Regions from separate parts of the Mus musculus genome. Here region 2 is linked to region 1. A link is a loop called in an ENCODE intact Hi-C map of the cell type or tissue named here. Cell type or tissue: left cerebral cortex. All regions are shown on one strand. Links, peaks and the distances in the headings refer to the core of each region. The heading gives the core; the rest is flanking DNA.

Region 1 (10,775 bases), core at 839-8,838:
AAAGGACTTTTTATGAATGTGCACTTCTAAATGAAGGAATTTCATTAGTTTTCAAAGCAATTATTCATGGAGTAAAAATGCAATTTCTCAACATCTACAGTAGGTCGAATGAAAGCCACCATAATTGAATCTTTAAGATAGATGCTTTATTTATCCCAGGCTTCAAAATGTGATGAAATGGATGATGCAGCAATAATCCTGCCTGGTTCAACACTCTACAAAAGTTTGTATTCTGGAAAGAAAAATTTGATGTTCCAAGTTTAGAAGCTTGGTTGAAAATAGAAAGAAATAAATCCCCTTTTTACATGTCTCCCTCTAAATGTTGTGGATGTTATGAGTGGAACAGTGCAATGCTAATCCTTGGGAGAAAAAAGATTCACGTTCAATGTTTATAACACAATTTGTGAATTATGTTACAAACTATATAAGGCTGAGAGGACCATTGTTTACATGAGTGCTTATAGAACATTAGACTGTAAAATATTTACATCACAGAATCCCTTTGTAGTCTTTCTCTTTTCTTCTTTTTTTTTTCTCCTCTTTTCCATTCTTTTCTCCTGGATAACAATTTTGTGGACCCATGTGTGCTCTACCACCCTGGGATATGTGGCCAACCTTTTTATATTTTAATTAGAATCTTGTGTCCCCACACCTTCATTGCTTTATGGTGGAAGTTATTAACAAACTTAATAAGCTTCATTATCGAAACAAAATATCTTTGTCTTCATAGGATACATCTCTTTTCCAGCTGGTGGTACTGGTGTCCCAGGCAACAAAGTAGCAAGTTCTGAAAAGTTATCGTATAGCCATACTGCTTTTCTTTTCTTTTTATTTAATTTTTATTGCACATGGTTTAAACATTATTAAAGAATGTGAAGAATATCTGTCTTGTGTCAATGTCATGAAAGGTTTAAGACTTAGAACTCATGGTTACAAATGACCCTTAGGTACAGCACATGGGTAGGGAAAGGTATCAAGTGAGATGGAAATGTGAAGACATTATTTTGGAGTTGCTTATGTTGTGTATCTATCAATTAGCATATATATTCTTCCCAGAAAATGAAGTGTTAAGATGTTTCTGTACTCTTCCACAAGGTGCAGCATAGCTTACTGTAGAGATGGTTCACTGGTACAGGAAATTGCCTAAGTAACCTTGGAGAAATGGAAAGACATTGTATGCCATTGTTCTCAGCACAAATTACACAGTGAAAATGAGCTGAGACTAATTTCATGAAAAGTTATGATTACTTGGTCTAAAATTTAAGGACAAAGTTTGAAAAATGAGCTGTTCTTCTAGGGTTCCAGGAATTACTGAATCAGATTTCTGTTACGAGAATTCCAATCTGATCTTCTTAAAAAAAAAAAAAGAAGAAGAAGAAGAAGAAGAAGAAGAAGAAGAAGAAGAAGAAGAAGAAGAAGAAGAAGAAGAAGAAGAAGAAGCAGCAGCCAAACCGGAGACATTTGCTAACATCTCTCAAACTGTAGATTTTATGAGTCTGAACATATTAATTTAATGAAGGAAAGAAAGAAAATGATGCTCTCTCACACAAAGAAGTAGAGGGAAATGTTGTTCTTTAAAGTGAAATAAACAGCATTGCAGCCATCCCAAGGCAGCCATCTGCAGGTTCCCCTCCCCACCTCTGGGCATCAGTCTTCATTAGGCTCTTACACTGAGGTGGAAGACAAGCTGTGGAAATCAAGGAAATATGACCCTTGCTTTGGACAATTTGCAATACTTGTCAGAAGCATCTGAAAACAATTTAAGTCAAAGTGATATATGCTGCTTTCGGCCAGAGGAAGCACCTCCCAGCGATGTCTCCTTTGGCCTGACACCTTAAGGCAATTGCTTTATAAGATTTTTTTTTCTTTTAGAATAAGGACCCTTACCGGGTTATGGAGAGTCTTTTTAGTGGGGAACAATGATCGTAATTAGAGATAGACATATCTTTGACATTATTGCCTCAAGCATTGTCCCTTCTAATGCAGTTTTACCATCTTAGATAAATAATCTTTAGCATTCAAACTAGCACAAAGCATAAAGCGTTTAGCTCACTGCACAGCAAACCACCCGTACTACAGCCACACACACACACACACACACACACACACACACACACACACACACACAAGTTAAGATGGATATTTAATATCTAGATTCCATTCTTAGGCAGGTGCATGAGAAATAAGAATCTCTCCACATTTCATTAAAATCGTTTTACTGAAGTCCAGTTTATTTTAAGTCCTTATACATCTTGCATATCAGTGTTTTGATGACACTATTCATCACAGAAGCTTGCCATTTTGAGACACCAATCAGTGTGTGTTTTTGTTTAAAAGAAATGACTGTGTGTGGATCAGCGAACAACTTTGCTAGCCAGATGGCAACAATTTTCGGACAGATTGTGCAACGGGTATCAATTATTTTTAATTAAGCTAGCTTCCCTCAGCCCAGACAGTCTACCTCTAAAGCAGTTTTCTGAGTGATGTGCAGGGTGACCTTTTGCTGAGGGAAGATGAATAACAGCTTTGAAGATTGAACACTATTACCTGAATTCCAGGGCCGCAGACATCACTGCTCTATCCAGTTGTGAAACCACACAAAAAGTAAATATGCGTGACTAGGATGGTATTCTCAATTCAATTAAAGCCGCGGGTAAATTGTGTTCATGTGCCATGGGGATGACGCACCCAAGGACAGGGGTATATAAGTGCTTTGCGTCTAAGAAGGGCTATTCCAACTCTGAACATTCTCCTTATCCCATCCTCAAACTCCTAGCTCCTCTCAACATGTCCTGCAACAGCTGCTCTGGAACTTTCTCCCAGTCCTTTGGGGGCCAACTGCAGTATCCGATCTCTTCATGCGGTTCCTCCTACCCCAACAACGTCTTCTACAGCACTGACCTCCAAACTCCCATCACCCACCAGCTGGGCTCTTCTCTTCACAGTGGGTGCCAGGAAACCTTCTGTGAGCCCACCAACTGCCAGACAGCCTATGTGGTCTCCAGACCCTGCCAGAGGCCTTTCTACAGTCAGAGGATTCGAGGGCCCTGCAGGCCCTGCCAGTCAACTTTCTCGGGATCCCTGGGATTTGGTTCCAGGGGTTTCCAGTCTTTTGGCTGTGGCTACCCATCCCAGGGCTTTGGATCCCATGGTTTCCAGTCAGTAGGATGTGGTACCCCTACTTTCTCATCCCTAAATTGTGGATCCAGCTTTTACCGCCCAACCTGCTTCTCTACCAAAAGCTGCCAGTCTGTTTCTTATCAGCCAACCTGTGGGACTGGCTTCTTCTGATCTCTATTGGGGAAAATTAGAAATGTAAAAGGTGCCTACTACCTACTGTGTTAAGAGCCGTGCTGTCTTCAGAGTTTCTATATTAGTCTAGAGATTTGACTTCTACTCATGAGTTCCTGTAATTGGAAAACGTATTTGATTAGAGAAAGATGCTAAATTGTTTTCTTGTATATTATAGGTATGCAAAAATCAAGCATAATTCTTTCTTCGCATATCTCTTAGTAATTACTCAGACTTCCGGTCTTGATTTTTGCAAAGAGGAAGGTTGTAAGTTTAAATAAAGATATGCAACTGGACTTCTTTATGTCTTGTGAATACCATTATTGTTACTTTCATTTTCTTGACTTCAAAACTACTTCAGAACATCTCCCTGGGCTTTGTTGTATCATGAACCTGACATGTTAATTGTATAGAGTTAAGTTATCCTTTTGTATTTGAAGGTTTTTTTTCAACTTTTCTGTTTTCTCCATCTGTTAATACATCACACAGTGAAATGAAGAGAGCACCTTATTAGAATAACAAACTTAGATCTGTGATTTTTTTTTTCCAAATGGTGCTATGTAATGTCGGGAGAAAGATTATCCTTATGAAGTGCATTCTAAAATATGTGCAAAGTTACAGGTGGGTAAGAAGCTACATGATCATGAATTAGGTGGAGATGGGGTCTAGTCCCGCATCTTCACTGCCAGATAAACAGAGCTTCTAAATGAAATCTCTAACACATTCAACAGTTGCTTACAGGTATAGCTAGTATTGTTCATATGTTACTTATATATCTTGGTGATATCCCAGTTGGGTCTTGTGACTCTTGGGTCTGATGAAAAGAATTTGGTTTATATACCTATACATATACTATACATACATATACATATACAGTATTTAAAAACCATGTGAATATTATTTTGTTTCAGGATTTGACTTGGTGCAGAAGTGTGATATCTTATTTGCATAGTGGACAGCATCACAAAGGCTTCTCCACTGAATTCCAGGAATCATTATCAAAGGTGGAGATGTTCTAAGCCTAGGGTCACCACATACAATTTTTTTATTCCAGTTTTGTCTCAGCATCCAGTTTTATTTGTTAATGGTCTCACAATCTTCCTTTTACTTATTACGATCAGTATAAGTTCATCAGCACGCACAGTGACTGCTCTAGGGTACTGTCAATTGATGTTTGCTGTGGGTTCATTGCGTGGTTCAGTCTTTAAGAAAAGCAAATTATTTTTGTTAAATCTGAAACAAGAGGAGTCTTCCATTATAAAAGAAGTCTTTTAACAAAAGAGATCACTTTTTTTTTTTCATTCAAAAACAGCACGCAGAAGGATTACCATGAGAGAATTTATTGTTTTTATAATGTTGTGGGCAATTAAAAAAAAAAGACCTACATAAAGGCTGCGTCTTTCCCTTTTTTATTATATATTTACTTTATTTACATTTTAAATGTTATCCCCTTTTGTGGTTTCCCCCCCAGGAAACCCATTATCACATTCCCCTTCTCCCTGCTTCTATGCATGTGCTCCCCCACCCACTCACCCACTCCCACTTCTCTGTCCTGGCATTCCCCTACACTGGACATCTAGCCGTCACAGGACCAAGGGCATCTTTAGTTTTCCTTTGTCCACTTGTGAATGTAATGGACACATCCACACCCAACATGATACAGCAATACCCAGTAACTACCAGTAGGTGGGAGTAGTGGGAAAACTAGGTGTACAGGAAGTGTGGACATGAGTTTTTGCTGCATCTGAACTCATGGAGAATAGTCTATATTCTCTGGATACTGTGGAGTGAGCATACACTGTATTGTTTAAATCCACAACCTCTTATCGTTATTTTAGCACAGCGTGTAGAATTTTACATTTTGTAAAGCAATTCTTTTCTAAAACAATTAGTTAAAAATAATGTCATTTTTAACGTAAAGAGGATTTCTGCATTGAATTTGGAATGCTATAAAAGGTTAATTTTAAGCATAGAACGTATATAATAATCGGAAGACATTCTCATGATGGTTGATGCCATCACTGATTGCATGAAAAGTTAAGCATGTAATTTTATTGAATACACACAATGTCTATGGGCCTGGAGACATGCCTTAATGAGTAACAGAAGCTTATGTGATATATAAGTACAGATCGTATTAACAGAAGGAACTGATTTAATACATAATTACATATATCAAATTATATATTATAGATAATTTAAAATAAAAAATTAAAAGTAAGAATAAAATTAAATAAGAAGATTGATTTAAGTAGAATATATAAAAGTTGTACAGGCCCAAACTAGAAGAAATCCAGGCATGGAAGGAAGGGTTGGACACAAAGTCTCACCCCTAGCCATGGGATGGTTGGCAATTTTTAGCTGCTGGAAACGGGAAGGTCAGCTTTTTTTTGTTTGTTTGTTTAGTTGGTTTTATTTTTTGTTGTTTTTGTTTTGTTTTTAAGAATGTAGTCCCCTGGTAAGTTGATCATACTTCAGCGGTGAGACCACAGATTCAGGAGGCACAATTACTCTTAAATTATTTTTAAGGAAAATATTTGGGTGGATAGAGAAGGGAGTTAAACTTGGGGAAAGTTGGCTGGGGTGGGGGTGGGCGGATAAACATGATAAAAGAAAATGTTACAGATAACTCAAGACTCTGAAGGAACTAACTAGAAGATGGTTGCTTAATGTTGGGAGACAAAAGTGTGTTTATGTGTGAACTTTATACCTAATTTTTCATTTGTTTTAAGTCATTTTCCTGGTGTTAAAATAGCATTTTATAGATAAGCAAACAAGCAAAAACCTTATGGCAACAGCAGAAAGCAAAACCATCCATTGGGAGAAGACACTGTTACTAAGGATGAAAAAGAGTGGCAGGAGACAGGGGGAGACAGAGATGGGGCAAAAAACAACAAAACAACAACAACCTCTCTTGAAACTCTCTTCTTAAATCTAAACTTGAATTTACTTTAATTTTTTTATTGTACTTTTTAATTTTTTTATTGTACTTCATCTATTTGAAGTTAATAAACTAGATAGAACAGATTAAGTTTCCTCCTAAGATACAATTACCATAGCAGCAGAAACACAAATCAATCTTTGGTTATGATATGATTTGTGATTTTTAAAACAAACAAACAAAAATTGCTAGAAAAAAAAAACAACAGGAACTGACATTTTTATGAATTCAGATTATTATAGGGTTTTCTCTGAATCTATGGCAAGCTTCCAACCCTTTTAGTGTCTCCTTTTCCTCCTGTCTAAACAGAACAATAATCTGTCTCTATGGATGTGTAAATGTTAAGAAAAAAGTCCTATGTCTCATGGTGCCTTGCTCCATAGAGCATGTTGTCATGATGATGCCAGACAGGACATTGGCACACATATCACATGATAGGCTCACAGTCCTTCTGTAAACACATGTTTCTTTTGGTGTACACAACACACAAATATGTGAGTATCTCAAAAGTCACATTAGGGTAACAGAAGGAGCCCAGTGTCATTCTTTCCCTGTGCAGTGATGAAAATCCAGGAAATTACAAAAGGTCAACTAATATAATGAGGAGATGTTGCTCCCTGTTGGACTGACCCTGAGGTGGACAACTGTGACAGTCTTTCCAAATGACCTTGAAAGTCTCTAGGATAATGCAATCCATATATTGTTGATTAGGTCAAATTAAAAATGAATTTCTTTGGTAGATGTCTTTCTTTATCATTACACACACACACAGACACATACATACATACATACATACACACACACACACACACACACACACACACATATCCTGCCATAGTGTAAAATACTTGATTTCCAGAATCATATGCCAAATTAACCGTCCCCAATCTTTGACTTCTGCTCTGCTTTCAGAATCCGACTAAGCACATTGAGTAAAAATACTCAATATTTCCTAGACATATTGTTTATAGGTCAATAGACGTTGAATTTGGAGGAAGCATCAGGGGATCTACAACAGGTCCTGATCCCGGATAGTTGTGATTTTCCTTATACATGTTTGCTGATAATGTACTGAAAAGATACTGAAACATAGAAGGTTGGGATTACAGCATTTACATGATCAAATCTATCCAGAGATTACCTGAAGCTCATATTTTTCATGCCCCCCCCAAAAGTCTGCATTCAAATGCTAATAGACTTAGATAGTTTTTGTTTATGTGTAGACTCCATTTATAAAATATATAATATTTTTTCTTTTTTAAAGTTTATTTATTTATTTATTTTAAAGATTTATTTACATTATGTATATGAGTACACCATTGCTCTCTTCAGACATACCAGAAGAGGGCATCAGATCTCATTACAGATGATTGTGAGCCACCATGTGATTGCTGGGAATTGAACTCAGGACCTTTGCAAGAACAATCCTTGCTCTTAACCCCTGAGCCATCTCTCCAGCCCCTAATATCTTATCCTTGATGTGTAAAAGTTTAGTCAGCATCCCAATTGCCTTGTTTCTCTGGATCAGCAAAACTTCCTGTTACTCAATTTCAGCAATTCTTAGTGATAGTCAGCCATGTCTTCAGGTGTGAAACATGACATTCCTATAGTTCCTTATTGCAAATGAGAATCACAACTAAATATAGAAATATGTTTTCAAAGACAATTTGAAAAGGTGATTTGACATGTAATGAATTCCCCAATGTATGAATGCAAATCCATAAGCAAATTAGTAATAAAGTGACCAATGTATTGAGGTTTCAGAATGCATACATTTATTAGATAAAAATTTTGAGTTTTCAACTACCCTTGGATGAAAACCAAACTACATGTATCATTATTTTTCCATAGTAAAGAGAGAAAGGAATAATTGGAGGTTACCCATAAATTCCAGAATATCCCAGTAATTGAGAATGAGAGAAGCTGATAATGGAAGAAATAACAGATAGCAAGAGGAGGTAAGCAAGAAACAATTTTTGCAGGGCATACAGACTTTTACTTATATATTGCATGAAGGAAGAGAGGGGCTCAGCAGTTGAATCCCTAGATAATATTACCACAGGTTGGTTTATAACATGGTTGGCAGATATTATCAGCCATGTGGATTGGGTAGCAGAATCTGTACCCATAACTCAGGAAAGGGAAGCCAGAGACTCCATAATTCAGAGGTTCAAAGACAGTGGATCCACAACCCATGATGTAGCATCTTCTAGATCCATAATCCTGGGAGAAACCGTTGCTGGACCCAAAGCCCAGAGAGCCAGCATATGTTCCCTGGCAAGGACTGCAGGGTGTGGAGCTCCTGGGGTAGTAGCAGGGCACCTGGCAGGGGCTGGGCACCACACAGAAACTCTGGCAGCTAGTGGGCTCAATGCAGGTCTCCTGGCAGCCACTGTTGAAAGAGGAGCTCAGCTGGCAGGTGCTGGGAGAGCAGCTGGTTGTGGCGATCAAGTTGCTTGAGCAGGAGGAACAACAGGAGGAACCCACGATGGGCAGGCAGCACCTAAAGGAGGTAGACAAGTTATTAGAGTGGCAGTTAGAGCTCATGTTGAGAGATGTGAGTTCTGGTGGATGTAATTGAGATGATCCTGAGTCTGAATGTTACCTGTGAAGACGTGGGCTTATATACTCTCAAGAGGAGGTGTGGTACCCAAGATTGTCAGCCCTATCCTATATGTGGGCTGTCCTTTAGAAATGTGCAACTAAAAGATGTGAATCTCACAAATTTCTCTGTAATTGTAGTTGCATTTGAATACTTCTCTACACAGTATATTTATGGCTGTTGTAATTTCATTGTGACAAAGAGCAATGAGCTACTCCTATGTCAGAAATGCCAGGATTACTTTACATTAAATATTATTTCATAATGTCCAGAAAGATCCTTTTTCCTCCTGACATACTTTTTGTGTGTTTTGTCATAGAATGTTATGAGGAAAACATTTTTCTTTACAACATAAGGGATGCAAGTTTCATGTACTTGTTGTTGTTGTTCCTGTTGTTAATGAATTGGGAAACATACTTTTTGGATTCATGTGGAACCTACTGAAGTTTAACCCTAATGTCTCCTCACCATCCTTTCTAATTTTCTCATTAGTCTCTGTGAATTACTCAACATTACCTAACAAAAACTTCAAAATAAAAAGATAGAAAGAAAAACTGAGTAATATTGAACCTTGCATGAAAGAGACAGAATCTGGCAAATGTTCCATATCTCAGACCTTAGGTGTACATATCCATAACTGAGTCCTTTGGAATATCCTTCATAACAAAGTAGTATAAGGCAGTATCTCTGTCAGTTCTGCATGCTGATACAAAATTTAATCAAAACTGGAGGGGGGTTGTGAGAAGCTTGATTGCACACTGCTGGAGTTGTGGGTGGCATCCAGCCCTAGGGAGGCAGTCTTGTAGGGTTGGAGTGAGATATAAACAGCATGTCCACGTGCCATAAGAAATATGCCAGATCAATAACACCTGGCTGCTGCAGAGTCCTCTGAGGTCTTACACTCTCAGCTCATTGTTCAGTTCTTGAGCTCTGTGTCAGTCCCCAATACTGCAAGTAGAAGCTTCTCTAACAAAGGTTCAGTGATACTCGGCTTTATAGATACAGCACTAGCATTGGGGGTCATTTTACTGCCACGTTCCTTTACAAGAATAATAGCACTGCATTTTGTCCTTTGTAATCTATCAGCCACTTGGCTGCTTCAGCAGTGTAACAGAGTGAACCGTAAATCCAACGGATAAGTGGGTGGTCATTGCTATAACATCTATACCACGATTGCACTAACTCAATTGAAATTTCTATTCTGGCTCTTAGGATCAAGATAAAGCTTTACAAAGGTTCTATGTCTCATTCATAATAAAAGATACAAATCATGATTAAGGATAATGTGTCAACTATAATAAAGTGAGAAACCAATGCAGAAAATTTTGTGATTGTTATGAATAGGCTACTCAGTAGGGTTTTGTTTCCCAAATTGCAGTATTGAAGCAATCAAAGTGGAGTTTTAAACTGTTTTAAAATGTGTAAATTGCCTAAACTTTTATTAAAGGTTTTTTTCCTTATTTTGCCAACCATTTGCATTTACCTTGTCTCTCATTTACTATTTAAAAAGAAACACATGTAAATGCGTGTTTTGTCCCAATGCATGTCTTTACAACATTTGCATACCTGGTGCACTTGGAATCCAGAAGAGGGCTTTACATCCTCTGGAACTGGACTTACAGATGTTTGTGAACCACCAGGTGGGTGTTGAGACTTGAATGCAGTTCCTTTAGGAGAACATCTTGTGTTCTTAACTACAGGGCCATCTCTCCAGTCACACTGTATGATCATTTTTGAGTCTTTATTTCATTCATTTTAAATTAGAATTGTTTTAAAATCAAAGCTTATGCATTACAACAAAGGACTCAGGAGAAACAGCAAAAATCCTTGAGATCTATGCAGAGTCATAGTGGTTGCTTAGGGCCTGTGGTGGAAATTCTGTGTTAACATTAGCCATCAGCTTCTCCCTCCAATGTTTTTTATCTTTTCTAGGTTCAGTCA
Region 2 (10,775 bases), core at 952-8,951, 450 kb after region 1:
CCTTCATCACCCTTCCCCTCCCCCTATGTCATCTCAACTCAGAAAAAAAAATCTCCTCTCTCAGTCCTTTATAAACAGAAGTTTGATACAATAAAAGGAGTTCCTGCTTCACAGACTCGCAGCTCGAGATCGGAGCCAGGACACTCACCATCCCTCTTCAGCCCAGGAGAGCCTCAGGTGGACCAGGTTCTCTCCTCTCAGCCTAGACCTGGGCAGAGAGCAGGCAGCGTAAGAGAACAAAAGGAAGAAGAGGACAAGAAAGAGAAATCTCACTAGCACCGGAAGGAGCAAAGGACAAAACCACACAGGATCATAATTATACATTTCTCAAAGACTGTTAAGGCCTTCCATTGTCTATTGTAATGCGGTAACTGTATTGTCTATTGTAATATTGTAAGTACGGTACCCCCCACCCCCAATCTGAAATCTGCAATCTGCAAGTACCCTGTGATCCAGCACTCAGTTAATTGTGATTGGTAAACAAAGGTGCGAACAGCCAATAGTTGGTCAGAAAAAATATAAGTCCCCAGAGAGAACCAAGAGGAGGGAAGAGAAGGGAGAACCACCATGGAATAAAGGAAGAACATGCAGGAGGGAGAAGAAGAGCTATCATGGGCTAAGGGAAAACAAACAAACAAACAAAAAAACCAAAAAACAAAAAACAAACCACCCTGAGAGCTGCTCAACCAGAGTTAAGAGGAACCCAGATGGAACATAGTAAACAGTAAGTGATATCATGGGGTTATCAAAAGAAAAAAAAAAAAAAAGATTGTAGCATCATGGAGGGTAGGCAGCTGCCCAGCTACTGTGTTGCCTGAGGCTATTTAAATATATAAAGGCTGAGTGTGTCTTTCTCCTGGGAACATAAATAGTCTAAGATGAGGAAAGAATCCTGCTCCAGGACTTTTAGTATTTTCTACAACAAGAAAGTCGTTGTATTTAAAGTGAGGGATTTGTTTATTACTAAAGTTTAAGGCTTCCGGGTTGGATGCTGCAGATGCTTTGTAGAGTGAAGTATGTGAAATACGAGGGATGGACTCCAGAGCCAACACTTGCAAAGGGACTCAAAATAGTTAACAATCCACTGAGAAAAGACAAGATCTGGGATCTCTCATCAGGCTCTGCTTCAAAGGAGAAAAATATAAGTGGCTAAAAAACAAATCAGCTGTGAACCTTCTCTTAGATCATTGTTAGAGCTTCCAATTTCAGCTTCAAAGATATGGACAGATGCCAGAAGATAGCTTTCAAGCTCCGGAAATGAATTTATGAACCGAAGAGGCATTGCATGGCAACAGTATAATATCACTGCCTGAAATGTCTATATAAACTAGCCAAAGCTAGGTTAAAGTCATTGAACACCTACTCACCACTTTTTGCCCAAAACTTTATCTAAATATTCTCTTCTCCTACCCATAACCTCCATAACAATAGCTTTACTGTGTCATATCCCCTTCAGTGCCTTATTTTCTGCTAGTGGACAACTATGTTAGATTAACGTGGATTAAATTTCTATCTCACAGGTAGCAGAAAATATTTTTTAAGTGGGACCTGTTTTCCCCCATGCTTGCACAAGTGCAGAGGGTTAAAACCACAGGCTTAACGCTCTGTAGGGTAAACCCAGCACATCCCACCAGAGCACAATCAATCTTAAAAGGTTCCTTGCCTTCAATGCAGTGTCTGCTTTGACCCAGGCTGTTGTTCAGATATGTGGCATACACAAAAAATGCTGAAGACCTTGCCCTGCTGGGATTCTGTTTACCAGGGAATGGGCAGAAAGGACATAAATGACAAACTCTGATCTGCACAAAAACATTTTAATGGAAACATTATTCTATTGGGTGTAAAATCTTGATGTAATAAAAACATATTAGAAAATACTTAAAATCTTATTTGAAGTAGGTCTACTTCTGGTAGGCAAGAGAGGGGGCTGTGTTCCACAGTTCTCTTCTTTCTTTTCAAAGCACTTTTAGGATATTTTTAGGAATGAAATCTTTATGCAAAGGAATGACATTTCCAGCTGGGTCAGCGAGCCTGTGTCACCCTGTGTAATTGTAGCAAGTAGCTTTGATTTACTACCTGGTCTATGTAAGGATCACTCTGACTCTGTAAGCTGCTGTTTAAAAATCATGTCAAATCCTAAAAGTGAGACATTCAAAAGCACTAGGCAAAACTCGTGTGTGTGTGTGTGTGTGTGTGTGTGTGTGTGTGTGTGTGTGTGTGTGTAGAGAGAGAGACAGAGACAGAGAGAAGCAGAGAGAAACAGAGAGAGGCAGAAACAGAGACAGGCACATACAAAGAGAGACACAGAAACAGAGAGATGGATACAGAAAGAAAGAGGGGGGAGGGAGGGAGAAGGGAGGAGGGGGGGGAAGGAATGTAGGAAGATGGAGAGACAGAGAGACAGAGACAGAGAAACAGAGACAGACAGAGAGGGAGACAAGAGCACAAACAAGTATCAGAGGTTAATACTTAGGCTACAGAGTCCTTTGTTCTTTTCACAGGATTAGTTTTATATCCCATTCCACAGGAACCCCACCTCTACCTCCCTTCAACTGTATGTGAAGGAAGCTAGCATTGGTTCATTTCTAAAATACTCTTTCTAAGCCGAAGGAAAGCCCACGGCAGGCACTCTTGCTTATAGTGTGATGGGGGATATCAGAGTGTGCCATAGGAAAGGCATCTTGAATTGAATGTAGCTCTGTCGAAGCTTCTGGGACTTGTGAGGCAAGAGCAGCTGGGTATTCCTCACAGTGTTTTCACTGTGACATCCTCAGCTCTGTCTGATGAGGACTAGTCCCCATGAGCATCGTCTAGTGGAGTGGAAAGTAAACCCAAAAATAAAACACAATTTTGAATAGAGATGGATATTCCAGAAAACTGGGGAGCTCAGAGGCAAGAACCTTCTCTACATTAGCCTAGCCAGACCCTAGAACATATCTATACCATATACGCTCTCTGGTTAGGGGTATTTGTTGAATGTATAAAGGTATGAAGCATTAACCATTATCTTTTAAGTCAGCCACTTTTTTTTTTCCCACTCTAAGACTGATCTGTCTCGCACCCCCTTGTGGCTGGCTGTATTTGAAAAGCAAGGGATGATATTTGCCTTGCACCTGCAAGGTCAATTTGTTATGCATTACTTTAGGTTAGTGGAATTTATATTTCTTTGGTTGGGAATCAGATACATTAAACGATTTGCTAAGGAACCCAGAGCAAGAATGGCTCCGGAGCCAATGGCTACCACCCACCGTGCTGTTTCTCTTAACGTTTGCTTGTGAACTCCAGAGCCAGATGTATCGTGATATTAGGATACCTCCAAACACCCACCAGAAATAGAATGTGGGATTCGGAGGGGAAATAACATTTAACAGTGTGCAGACACAGAAGGGAGTCTGAAGACAGAAGATAATTATTCCCACATTAAGCAGGGAAGATTGTAAAGTGTCAGAGCTGTTTCTCATCGGCATCTGGTTAAAGCAGAACCTGCCACTCATCGGGGTGCACAGCTTCATTTGTCTGTGGGAGAGAGAGAAAAAAAAAAGAACTAGAATTTCCAACAATGTCCTTTTTCTATCTCACAAATCTGTAGAATCTAAGAAAAAGTAAGTCTAAGTTAAGCATTTTGTCCCTCCTAAGCTTTGAATTGTGTTTTAGAATGTCAGATGTTTCTCGCCTTAATGAAGTTGGATTGCTTCTGGTGAAACAGCATACACGCTTGCCCCTAACCCAACCAAACCGGCCATGGAAAAGTGTTAAAGTGATAAACACCCATCTGTGCTAGGAAGGAGGTTCTCGAGCTGTTAAGCCATAAGGGGTCACATCCCTGTGACTCCCAACGCATTGTCCTGGCAGCTGAAAACCACTTAAGCAGCTGTCCTCTACACTTTAATTTCAGATGTATCCATTTTAGCAAGAATCTCTATTAAAACTCAAATGTGTTAGACAACAATGTCCCAATGGAAGCCAAACACATTACCAGAAAGACGGAAGATGGAGAGCAGCATCTTTCAGCACGCAACAGCGACAGTGAACGTGCAGGTAAAGACGATGAAGACAGAGGCAGAGTCACAGTAGTGAAGGAAGGAGGATAAAGGAAGACCAGAGGCCTCATTTCTCTCAACAGGAAGCGAACTGAGACTGTGAAACTGGACATTGAAGTTGATGTCGGACAACAAGAGCATGAATGGGCAAAACTGGTTTCATTTTTCTATTTCCAAATTTAATTTTATGTTTGTGACTGATACATAAGGGCATAAAATCATACACATTTAGCAAGTATTTTTGGAAATTCATGTCTAAATCCTCAAGAATTTCTTATTTATTTATTTATTTATTTATTTATTTATTTATTTATTTATTATTTATCTATCTATTTATTTATGTAAAAAATTTAAATCCCCTTTCCTAGCTTTTTAAAATATACTGAATATTATTACTATTTGTTATCATTTTATCTAGCCCTAATGTATAGCAATGAGACACCAGAGTGTCTCTTTTCTATCCGATGGTAACTTGAGATCTATGATCATTCCTCACCCAACTTTATAGCAATGGCACGCTGGAGTGCCTCTTTTCCAACTTATGGTAAATTGAAGTCCACTGTTATACCGCCCCCTACTGTACAGCAATGAAACACCAGAGTGTCTCTCTCTTATCTAGTGGTGAATTAAGGTCCATGGTTATACCGCCCCCTACTGTACAGCAGGGGAACACTACAGTGTCTCGCTCCTATCTAATGGTGAACTGAGATCCTTGGCCCATTCCCTTTATTTTTCTTTCCCACCTCCTCTTCCTAACCACCTGATATTGACACCCTCTGTACGATCACCACTTTCTGTGAAACCCAGCGTATTTATATTTTATACAGAAGAAAGGTCATGGACGGTGTTTCTGTGCTTGGCTTACCTTATTTGACACGATCATCTCCAGTTCCATCTACTGTTTTCATTTTGACGAATTCATTGACTTAATTAAAGACCATGTGATGTTTGACTCTGACCCATTGCAATCAAAAATGCTTTTCTTCAACACTGCTTAAATAAAGAAGTTTGCGAAATCCACATTCCAAGAATATTACATCAAGATAGATCGAATTCACTATGACTAAAAGAGATACTTACTCTTCAGTAAATGGTTTAAAAAACTTAAAAATAATACTGGAGATTCAAACATTTTATTTGAAAAATATTTTAGCATAATGAAGGCTGCTTAACTCAAATATCTTGACTGATACATTGAAAACACTAAAAAATGCACCACAAGCCACTATAACAGGCTTTTAAATTTGATCTAAAAATCAATAAAAAAACAACATAATATATTAAAGTTACAAGTAAAGGCAGTGTTGCTTTTCATTGTTTTAAAAATAATAATATTCATTTCATTTTTTTAAGTTAAAAAATACATCCTAAGAAAAGTAATAAAAAATGTTAAACCTAGAATCCTGAAAATTCCCTTGTTTAGGTCAAATTACTTGCTGAGTTAGTTTGTTTAACAAAAGACACTTAGGACATTATTAAGTTGGTAATTCATTAGGATTTGTTCGAAACAAATTGGAAACCCTGAGAAAAATTAAGTAACAAACACATAAGTAACCCAGACCCTAAATATAACGTCTCTGTAAATTCTATAATAGACTTTTAGCACAGATATCTCATGATCACAGTGCAGTTCAATGACAGCATAAAGTTCAGTGTACGGTTGTTAACTCCGGCCTTAGGACTATACACTGGTGATCGTATTTGACTAAGTAAAACTAGACACTAGGCACGGACTTAAAAAGACATTGAGGAACATTTGAAAAATCTCTTGGGAACATTTTTATGAAAACCACGGTCCTCAGGGCCAAAGCTTTGATTACCTTACTTTTTTCAGTCTTTAAGATCTTATTTGTTAAATATCTGTAATGGCTTCTTGAAGTTCTTCATCTATTTATTTTGATTGATTTTGTTTCTGAGTCTAAATGTAACAAGGCGGGCTGCCTTCTGTGAAGCCATTATCAACGGCAAGGCACGCTAAGCTCTGTTTTGAATCCCTGAAAGAGATGCTGGACAGAATCAAGATGCTCATTCTGATGAGAAGGCTGATGATACTCAAGTGCATCATTTGCATTTTGAAAATGAGATTAGAGTGCTCCAGTATACAGTGAGATTTTGCAGAGCCTTCATTTAGTACATATGGATATTGCTCATTTTTGTCTTTTAAAAATCAGTTTATGTAGCTGGGGGGTGTCGCTATGCAAAGATAAACTTGACTGTCATGTGCAAAGCCTTGAGTTCCATCCCAAGTGTTGCACATTAAAAAAACAAACAAACAAATAAATTGACCATTGATGAAGACTTTGGAAAATATGAGTGACATGAATCAAATATGTAGCAAAAGTATTAATAAGGTTAATAAAATTATGTCAGTGTAACAAAAACACCCAAGCCCCCCCAAAAAAAAAACACATTATATCAAATGTGAAATTAAGATAGTAAAAAGTTTTAAACAAAATGAATAGTTCTTCAATTCCTTGATAAAATAATTAATGAAGACTGTTGATTTGCCATGAAATATTATCAATATCATTATGAAACTTGCAATTAAGCCACCATAGTGTGTCTACTTATGATAAGTAGATTCATGTATATTATCAGTTCAAAACACCAGCTAATGCTTAAGAATATTTGGCACATTCATAGCTTATAAATGGCCCCAACCAATCCTCAAGCTCTGTGGAAGAAAAAAAAATGGACTTTTTCCCCCAAATATGACATGTTTTGAAAATTGAAATGATATTAAAGCAATTTTGAATATAAAGTCAAATTTCCTAAATTCTCAGCAACAAAAACAAATTGCAGTCAATTTGTTAAGTAAAACAGAATCATTCGTCTTCTTCATAAAATAATTAATGTAGCAAAATCGCATGCCAAAACCGTGGCAACTAAACTATGCAAGGAAAAGGCCCAAGTAGGAAAATCCGTAAGCCTGTTCATCACATACATGATGTTTCATGGAGAAGCCAAGATTTACTACCTTTTTACTTTAATTTCTTATTTATGTTACTAAAATACTTAGGGTTTTTTGGTATTTGTACATGATGAATATGCATGCTTCAGTGTGTACTGGTGCAGGCTAGTGCCAATCCATATAACTGTCGTGCATGCAGGGAGAAGGTCAGAGTCTAGCATCAGGTACCATCCTTGGTCACTCTCCACTTCATCTCCTGAAGTGGGACCTCTCTCTGGTTTCAGTGAGCTCACCAGTTCAGCCAGTCCAGTTTGTCATCTTGGACCAGTGATCCCTTGTTCTTGAATTCAGAGCATAGACAATGACAAGTCAGCGGCCCTATCACCTACCTTTTGTGGGAGTTGGGGACTGAAACCCAGGTCCCCCTGTCTGTGCAATGAATTGTCTCCCCAGCTACTAAAATATTTCATTTTAACCACAATCATGTATTAGCTATCTTAGAGTTTCTCTTATTGTAAGTCTTATGGCCTATAGAAACTTAGATACCTTAGGAATCCTGATTTTTGGATCATTTCCATTACCCCCTTTAGCCCTAAATTATAAGGATGAAAGGTTTTTCTCACCGAAAAGCTTTGCCTATCAACTAAGGCTATCATAACAAAAGAACTACAAACATGGTTGTCTGCAAGGAACGGAAATGTAGTGCTAACAAGCCTGCAGGCTGACTCGCACGGAAAGGTGCCAGCAGCCCTGAGTAAAGATTCACATTAGTTCCTAGATGCCTGACTTCATAGGCAAATCTCACAAGGAGAAACAGTGGAGACCTCCCAGAGTTGTTTTAATAAGGATACAGTGGTCCTCTGTGATCTGGTTTTAGGATCTAATCAACATGCAAGAGCCTACTTTTGAATGATGTCACCCTGGAGATTAGAATTTGGAAATATGGATGTAAGCTGGGGTGAATCTGATATACAAACCTTCAGACCACAGCACACGAAAAGTGACCAAGAGGGAAGATAAATAAATCAACAGGGATTATCCATGCCTAGTTTTTCTCCTTCCACAGCTACAAGTATATTTCTGGTGGCCACTTCTCCACTGTGGGTAAGGAGGGGTCACTTTCCCTTGAGTGCAGAGCTTATGATATTTCCATTTGAGGGAAGCACTATTTTTAATCTGTATGGTCTGTTGGATCTCCACCTCAATGAGAAAGCACTGGACTTTGCTTCTTTCTTTCCTCATTGTGCTTCAGCAACAGGGGTCTCCAGTCTCTCAGTTCCAGAGAACGCAGCTCCAGCCTGGGATGGAAAAATAACCTGGAGGAGGTCAGAGAGCAGAAGCATGACTTTGGAAACAAATCCTCATTCACTCCCCTTGTGAGCTCATTCATCAAACTACCGGATATATGTTAAGACTTTATCTTCTAAGGTCTCACCCAGAACGTATGCGGCAAAACCAAAAATAGTGCCTGCATATTCAAGGGCAGACGGAAGGAACTGCTGGCTACAGGGAGCATGGGGCTTTGCACAATGGCACAGTTCAGCTGCTGAGGCCTTTTGCCGGCCCCCTCCTCTCTCTGACCTGCTGACCTTACTCTTCTGGAGGCCACTGTGGCCAGTGACTCACCCTGAAAAAGTGGTGGATTATACTGTCAACCTTGAAACTCTGTTTTCTAATTCTTCTTCCCTCTGCCGCACTGCTAGGCATGAGTCCCACCCTCTGTCCTACATGAGCAATGGTGGTACAGGGATGAGCATGAGTCTATGGCCATCCAGGTACAGAACCGTTCCTGAATGTGGGTATTATCCTCATTCATCATTTCCATCTAGGTGGTAATGGAGCTCTGGCCTTTACACACCATGTATATCCTATCTAGAACTGTCAGGGAGAATGGGGAGTGAGGCTGCCCAATCCTTTATCTTCTTGGTGTGAACACCCACTTAACACCTCTGCTTACGGCAGGTTCACATAATAAATCCCCATCATGTAGTATTGGAATGGCTCTGATTAGTCGTTGCTTTTTATTAAAAAAAAAAGTTTTATTTTCTTTTAATTATGTGTCTATGTGGGAGTATGTGTATGTGGGCAAAAGTAGCAATGGAAGACAGATGAGACAGTTTGATTACCTGAAACTAGAGGGAAGGTAATTGTGAGCCATCTGATTTTGGTGGGAGAAGCCCAACTCGGGTCCTCTATATGAGCAGTACATACTCTTAAACACTGAGCCTTCTCTTCAGCCCACCCCTCTTGGCTGAATTCTTACTGAGACCATGATTTGTAACAGAAGTCCACAGTAAATAGAAGCTTACAGATGAGGATCTAGTACTATTTTTCCCACCTAAATTGATACAAGAGTGTTAATGTCCTACTATCCCAATAAATGGGGTGTTGGCAGAGCATAGCACTCAGTAAAACAAGCAAACAAACAAACAAAAATCAATACTCAAACTACCTCCTAAAGTCACCCAGGATCAGTTGCTCTTAGGAGGCAAGCCCTCCTAGGATCTCCTGCATGAAAATATTTCAAGGAAAGTACAAAGTCTCTGGGCATGGCTGGTTCCTTTGAAGTAAAGGCCCAATAAAGACAAAGTGGTGTGCTTAGGGCTTTATCTGTTTGTATCAAGGTCCAGTTATTAACTGTAAGGCATATGGTTGTTATGAAAGGAATCCTTGTATTGTAGGAATGTAAATCAAGATTGCTAAAACCATGACTTCACAGCATCTTTCATATCGAACTTATGCCATTGACCAGAAAGGCATGGAGCCATTAAAAACATTGCCTAGGTGTCATGTAACAAATTTCTGATGAGTGTAGGGGTCTTATCTCCCAATTTTGTCAAACCTCTTGGGCTAATAGAAACATATTTTCATCTCTGTCTGATGGCCTCCCTCCTATGGAAAATCTTTATCATCATACACACAAGAATCCCTTGAATAAAAACTTGGTCATTGAACTAGTTACTTTTTTTGTTGCTGTGATAAGACATTACCAAGGCAACTTATAGAAGGAAGTATGTATTCAGTCTAGTGGTTCCAGAAGGATAAGAGTCCATCGTGATGAAGAAGCACGGGAGGAAGTAGCTGGCTGGAAGTTGGATGCTGAGAGCCCAAATCTTGAACCACAAGCAGGAAGTCCAGTGAACTGAGAATAGTGCAAGCCTTTGTCCTCACAATGTCCAACCCCAGTAACGATTCCTCCAGCAAGGCTACTCCTCCTAATCCAACCCAGCACCACCACCAACTTAGGAACAAGTGTTCAAATGCCCAAGACTATGACAAATACTCATTCAAAGTGCCCCAGTTCTTAATACACACTCTCATGACCCATTTTAGTAGGTTTCCTAAAGTTTACTTCATATTGTCTACAATCATCCTAGATCATGTACCCTTAAGTTTTATTAGTTACAGTCCCCGAATCATGTTGTCATAATCTCCATCACTTTTAGAACAGTTTCTTTAGGACACTCTGAAATCTTGAGTCACCCATCTATCCCTCCATTACCCTCAACCAGAACCCAATCCCACCGGAGCAAACACAAATTTATTTTGTGTCTCTACACATATTCTAGTCATGGGGAACTTTTGAAAATGCAGCTATAAAACACATACTGATTTTTGACTAGCTTCTGCTGCTTTAGATGCTGCCAAAACCCCTTGATGCTACAATATATATCAATATTTCATTTTTATTTTCGTGGAGGAATTCCATCAGGCTCTTATTCAGCTCTTTCTTTCTTTTTTTTCTCTTTTATTAAAAATGAATTTTTTCATACTATATATTCTGAATATAATCTCCCCCTCCCCCAGCTTCTCCTAGTTCTTTA

What was found. Hi-C counts contacts between places; a loop is a spot of excess contacts. Peaks named below come from ENCODE experiments on the same cell type or tissue, not always from the same donor. Only the 100,000 strongest peaks of a DNase experiment are listed, where the experiment ranks them.
Region 2: a loop joins it to region 1, with 4 times the contacts of the local background. A loop is called at or near these places in 5 of 42 quality-filtered maps.

What each region holds. Positions count from the first base shown.
Region 1 is chr16:88,818,102-88,828,876 of GRCm38, reverse strand. It overlaps Krtap14 (keratin associated protein 14), which reads left to right and starts at 2,732. Exons shown (of 1, transcript NM_013707.2): 1 at 2,732-3,586. The coding sequence starts at 2,788. The coding sequence ends at 3,291. 4930553J12Rik (RIKEN cDNA 4930553J12 gene) reads right to left here. Exons shown (of 4, transcript NR_138570.1): 4 at 7,985-8,735. In left cerebral cortex, for the core only: a CTCF peak has its summit at 4,976 (motif pointing right); a DNase peak (open chromatin) is centred at 4,974.
Region 2 is chr16:88,366,125-88,376,899 of GRCm38, reverse strand. The region is part of intron 2 of Gm33255 (a long non-coding RNA gene); the gene reads left to right. Among named protein-coding and RNA genes, the nearest start is that of Gm33255, 10 kb to the left of the region's middle. In left cerebral cortex, for the core only: a CTCF peak has its summit at 4,659 (motif pointing left); a DNase peak (open chromatin) is centred at 4,655.